2 separate regions of the Homo sapiens genome follow, and region 2 is linked to region 1. A link is an interaction called in ENCODE POLR2A ChIA-PET data of the cell type or tissue named here. Cell type or tissue: Panc1. All regions are shown on one strand. Each heading gives the region's core, and the rest is flanking DNA. Links, peaks and the distances in the headings are about the cores only.

Region 1 (2,903 bases), core at 153-2,652:
ATTGCTTGAACCAGGGAGGCAGAGGTTGCAGTGAGCCGAGATCGCCCCACTGCACTCCAGCCTGGGCAACAGAGCGAGACTCTGTCTCAAAGAAAAGAAAACTGGGTGATGTGGAAAAGAATGTACACAGAAGGCCTCACTGAAGGGGTGGCATTTGAGTTCGCTGACAAGACGGGGCTGGCCACAGGGCTATCTGGGAGCAGAGCATTCCAGGAGGGAACAGCCACCACCAAGCCCCTGAGGTGGTAACAAGCTTGTTGACTTTGAGGAACATCAGGGAGGCCAGTGTGAGACAACGGAGTGACAGGTTTGAGGTGTGTAGGAAGTAGAGCCCACAGTCTTGCTTTGCCCCCACTGGGAAGGAAGGGCACAGGGATCCAACCACAGAGGGAAAGCTGGAAGCTGGACCACCTCCTCCTTTCAAGGTAAGCAGTGATGCGCATCCTTACACAACCTTATGGGACCTGTCTGCCCTTGTGGAGATGGGAGCAGGGGAAGACCAAAACCGTGGATTGTGCTAAATGCTCCAGATGTTGTTCTCAGTGTACACTGCCAGGGAGGAGCCACTGTTATTCCGACTTTACACATGAGCAAACTGAGTTCAGAGAGGGGAGACCCTTTACCTAAGGTTGCAAGCTTAGTAACAAATGAACCAGCCTCCAACCTAGGTCCACCCACTGGCCAGCATGGGTGCTGTTGGTGTATCTGCCCACTTGTGAAGCTATCAGAGCCCTCATGGCATTGGGATTCAGTTGTCCATCACCCTCTATAAGACACACACAACAATAGCATTGTGTGCTAGCAGGTCATGCAGTGGAGGCTGCTGTGTTTGCTGGGAGGAGAGATGACTGGGCTGTGGGTAGGAGTCTGCAGGGGTAGAGGGGTGGCCAAATAGAGATGCACAGGCTTCCTTTGTCTGTCTTGGCTGCCACATGGGGCCTTGCTGAGCCTGGAGTGGCCATTCTGGATGTATGGGGGAGGTGTGCTTCCCCTTGAAGGTCCCTGGGCACCTGGACTAGTGGAGGCAGGCTCCTGGCTGGCTCCCTCACCAGGTAGATAGTTCAGGCTGGCCCACGTGGATCACTCTGCCCCTTCCCATGGCTGAGGGCTGCCCCCTCTAAATATAGCCCAGTGGGCTGAGCTCAGGCCTATTTTAGGCCAAGGCTGGGAGGCAGCCAGGCCTTCCCTGGGCTCACAAAGGAGCCACTGCTGCATTTGTCCAGTCCTGCTACTGGATGCCATCATTGGCCCCCGACTGCCCACTGCTTGCCATGCCTGAGGAGACCCAAGAAGGTAGGAGAGGGTGACCATGAGGGAGGGCAAGGCCTCAGTCCTGTGACCTTGTGGACCATGGAGAGACCCACCCTCTGTCCCACTGACCTCACTGTCTTGAGTAGTTAGTTACCCATTTTCATGCTCCAGCTCCAGTAAAAGGACCTGCCCCCTGTGCAGGGAGGAAAAGCCTGCCATGCCTGGAGCCCCTTGTCACCTCAGGCCCTGCTTCAGTTTCCCCTGCTGGGGACATCAAGGAGGGATGGGAGAAGCTACCCAGTTAGGAGTGGGTCAACTACAGGCTGTGCTCAGGTGGGTGTGGGCATCCGGTCAGCTGCCTGGCCGGTTCAGCTCTTAAGGAAGGAAGCTGGGATTGGGGTGGGTAGTGGTTCCAGAAAGCATTTGGGTACCTGTCCCATGGACTGAAAAGTAGTTAGGCCTCTGGCCTCCCCTGACTTGGGTCTAAATATCCCCAACTGCCTAGGGTTGGGGGTCCCTTGGCCTGGTCAGACAGAGACTCAGCTAGTCAAGAGCTTGGTGGCCACTCACCTAACTGCACCACTGCATATAAGAAGTACTGATGCTCAGAGGGGCCAGGGCAGCAGGAATCTAGGAAGCTACAGGTCCAGTACTGGCCAGGACGTAGGACTGTCTGCTCCATGGCTCCATGTTATGGCCCATGACAGAGCATGGCCCAGCTAGCAAGCTCCTCTTATCACATTTTCAACTTTTTTTTTTTTTTTGAGATGGAATCTCGCTCTGTCACCCAGGCCGGAGTACAGTGGCGTGATCTCGGCTCACTGCAACCTCCGCCTCCCAGATTCAAGCAATTCTCTGCCTCAGCCTCCCAAGTAGCTGGGATTACAGGCGCCTGCCACCATGCCTAGCTAATTTTTGTATTTTTAGTAGAGACGGGGGTTCACCATCTTGGCCAGGCTGGTCTTGAACTCCTGACCTCGTAAGCCACCCACCTCAGCCTCCCAAAGTGTTGGGATTACAGGGGTGAGCCACCGCGCCTGGCCTCAACTTTTTTTTTTTTTGTCACCCAGGCTGGAGTGCAGTGGTGCGGTCTCGGCTCACTGCAACCTCTGCCTCCCAGATTCAAGCTATTCTCCTGTCTCAGGCTCCCAAGTAGCTGGGATTACAGGCATGTGCTACCATGCCCGGCTAATTTTTGTATTTTTAGTAGAGACAAGGTTTCACCGTGTTGGCCAGGCTGGTCTCAAACTCCTGACCTCAGGTGATCCACCCACCTTGGCCTCCCAAATTGTTGGGATTACAGGCGTGAGCCACTGCCAACATTTTCAACATTGCAGGAGAGGGGCCTTGCCCCTGGTAGGGGGAAATGTTTACTTTCATGCATGTGTGTGTGTAGAGAAGGGTCTCCCTGGTCTTGAACTCCTGGCCTCAACCAATCCAATCCTCCCACCTTGGCCTTTCTTTTCTTTTTTTTTTTTTTTTGAGATGGAGTCTCGCTCTGTCGCCCAGGCTGGAGTGCAGTGGCGCGATCTCAGCTCACTGCAAGCTCCGCCTTCCGGGTTCACGCCATTCTCCTGCCTCAGCCTCCTGAGTAGCTGGGACTACAGGAGCCCGCCACTACGCCTGGCTAATTTTTTGTATTTTTAGTAGAG
Region 2 (2,903 bases), core at 219-2,718, 76 kb after region 1:
GTTGAACTCTCTCAGCTGAGTCAGGGGACACCTCAGGCACTGGGACAGTTGGGCATTTGGAGGCCCGTGTGTGAATTCCTGCTCCTCATGCTGGAGTGCCTCCCATTTCCTTCCCCTTTCTCTGTCATCCCAGAGGAACATAGGCATCATGTGTCTGGATGAAGCTGGGGCTGCAAGACTGCCTCTCCTGCAAGGCAGCTCATACTTGTACTGTATGTTCAGAAATTTTAGGAGAGAAAAAAGTAAAAAATTTGTAAAAAATGACTGAAAAGATTGATGGGAGAAGCAGCCCAGAGTTGGGGATGGTTCTTGTTAATGCCATCAGCACAGGAAAATGGGCAGCTGGGCAAGATGGGGACCCCCCACCCCCGACCCCTGGCTGCTCCCTGAGGGGCTGAAGCTCTCCTAGCACACAAATCCCCAGGGTCTAGCTGCTGAGCCTCCCAGGCCACTCCGGGCCCTGGCAGGCCCTAGAGCTGTAGCTGTGAATGGTACAGCTGTGTGTCCTTTCTGTCCCCCCAACTGTCTACTGTGCTGGAGTCTCCAGACTGTGGGGGTTAGATACATACAATAACTGGGAGCTGGGGGTGAGTTGTCTCCAGGGGTGGCAAGAACTGAGCATTCTGTCTTAGAGATAAACCATGGGTAAGAACAGCGCCTTATGATGGAGAGGCCCTTATCATCAGATCTAGGCAGGGACAGAAGGCCTCCCAGATTGGGGTTTGGAGGGAAAGAAAAAAGGAGTAAGAGTCTGAGGCAATAGCTCTTGGAAGGCTGCTTGGCAGTGCGCATGTGGTGGTGGTGGTGGCGGTGGTGGGGAGCTGGGGCAATGGGCTTCTTATCCAGCTGGAGTTACCATGGAGACAATCAAGTCCCTGTCTAACATTGCAGTTGAACGTGATGAGGGGGCTGCACAAGGTGGCCTGACAAGAGCCCAGGAGTCATTCCTCAGAGAACTGCTTTATTGATACTGCGAGCCTGGGCTTGGCTGCCCACTCAAGTGGTCCTGTAGAAAATACCTGGGAGCTGGAGCTGTTCTGGTCCAGAAGCAGTCACCGCCACAGCAGAGGGAAACAAATCCTGACAGGAACAGTCTTTCTGGGGATGGGCAGGGATGTGCAGCCCCAGGTCGGCTCCTGCATTTGCTGGGCCCCCAGAACATTTTTGGCAAATCCTTGCCTTGGCTCAGGGCTCTCGGCAACCAGTTTCAGATGTGAGGGCCGGCCCAGGAGCTGTGGCATCAGTGTCCCTGCAGCCACTTGCTTGGGGCTGCCAGCTGATGTACATTCTTACCTCAGATGAGGGCCTGGACTGGCCGATGCCTCAGAGGCTCCGGGCCTGGCATAGTGGTTGTCTGGAGTTGGAACCAGGTAGCAAGAGTCCTGGGTAGTGTTGGCGAGAAACAGCAGAAGGCCATGGAAAGCCCCAGCAGGCCTTCTTCCCTCTCCTCAGAGCAGTCAGGTGCCCTGGAGTAGCTGAGAGGATGTCAAGGGGGGCTTGGGAGGGGAGGTGCCACACTCAAGGTGGTCTGGAGTTACAGCGTCGGGGGAGCTGCCTCGAAGGTGATTAGACTGGATTCTGGGGCAGCCCCCTTCCCTGGGGGTGTGGGAGCTTTGTCTGAGGGCAGGGGGCTGTCCACCTTGGCCCCAGACTCCTCTTCATCATCATCCATGCTGGGCCAGATGGACTGGTCTTCCACTCTCTTCAGCCGCTCATTGAGTGCCTTCAGGGCCAGTTGCCTGGGGCCAGAGGAGAGAGGAAAGGTCACTCTGGGTTTGGCCTTGGCTCATGCCCTCTACCCTTCCGCAGCAGGCTGACTCCTCACCGTACCACCTAGACTCCTCCCCCAGAATCCTATGTTTCCCCTTCACCATGCAGAGCCTGGGACTCCCCAGAGATTGGTTTAGGACCCACTCTGCCATCAGAATGATAACCCAAAGGCTCTAAGAATCTTCCCTCCATAGCTGAGGCACCTCCGGGATGGGAAGGTCAGCTGGGTGTCTGCCAGACTGCCCACGAGGCCAGCCACCAGGAATGGTTCTGAGGGTGGTATCTAAGGGTCAGTGGAACTAGTGCCCTAGGGCAGATGGGTGGAACGGCAAGTTCTGGAGTTTCCAGGAGTTTCTGCCTGGGTGCTGGCATCACATCCAAGGGAAGGGTTATTAATTCTCCCCCTCTCCTGGTTAGGGGTATCTTGAGCCTCCTGGCAAGGGTCAATGGGGAAGGCTGGAATTCAACACCTCCCTTGGCTCTCAGCCCAGGAAGCAGGGCCAACTTGGGTGAGTCTACCCCTCCTAACTGATGCTAATATTCTCCCTCTCAGAAGAACCCCCAAAGCCACCAAGGCCCTTGTTAGAGCAGGGACTTAGCGGAGCCCTTGCAAGAGGAGAAGAAGGAGAAACAGCTCACATGGGTAGGCACAGGCCAGAGCCTACTGCTTCCACAGGGTGGACCCTTAGAGGCCCCACTTTGAGGGCAGGTGGGAAAGTCCAACAGAAGAAGGTTTACACATGTGCTTGGGACCCTGACCCACCAGAAGGTGGAGTGCTGCAGCTGCCAGGGAACCGTTTCAACAGTGACCACTGTGGACTCCTATACCTCAGCCTCTCTGTGCCACCAATGTGGGGACAGCCTGTGTAGCCTTTCAGGTTCCAGCTGAGAACCAAAATCTCCACCATGTCAGGGAACACGACAAGAGAGGCAACAAGGGCACAGGTGTAGAAAGCCCTAGCACGCTTCCCCCCTGCCCGTCAGTCTCACACATGACAAGTTGGTATAGACAGGACAGTCTTTCCCTGCTGCTACCCAGGCTGCCATCCTGATGATGCCCTTGCCAGTTCCATCTAAAGCCTGCCAAGGCAGAGAGCTAGTGTTACGCTAGTCACTTCCTCACAAGGACCAGA

The links. Peaks named below come from ENCODE experiments on the same cell type or tissue, not always from the same donor. Only the 100,000 strongest peaks of a DNase experiment are listed, where the experiment ranks them.
Region 2: POLR2A ChIA-PET joins it to region 1 with 12 read pairs; 8 of 35 experiments call an interaction of 5 or more read pairs at or near these places.

Annotation. Positions count from the first base shown.
Region 1 is chr3:50,277,879-50,280,781 of GRCh38, forward strand. LSMEM2 (leucine rich single-pass membrane protein 2) reads left to right here and starts at 1,209. Exons shown (of 4, transcript NM_153215.3): 1 at 1,209-1,293. The coding sequence starts at 1,236. In Panc1, for the core only: no CTCF peak of the experiment used is centred there; no DNase peak of the experiment used is centred there.
Region 2 is chr3:50,353,809-50,356,711 of GRCh38, forward strand. CYB561D2 (cytochrome b561 family member D2) reads left to right here. Exons shown (of 4, transcript NM_001291284.2): 4 at 1-261. It overlaps TMEM115 (transmembrane protein 115), which reads right to left. Exons shown (of 2, transcript NM_007024.5): 2 at 942-1,739. The coding sequence ends at 1,535. The region is part of intron 2 of LOC127898564 (CYB561D2-LOC101928965); the gene reads left to right. Among named protein-coding and RNA genes, the nearest start is that of TMEM115, 4.3 kb to the right of the region's middle. In Panc1, for the core only: no CTCF peak of the experiment used is centred there; no DNase peak of the experiment used is centred there.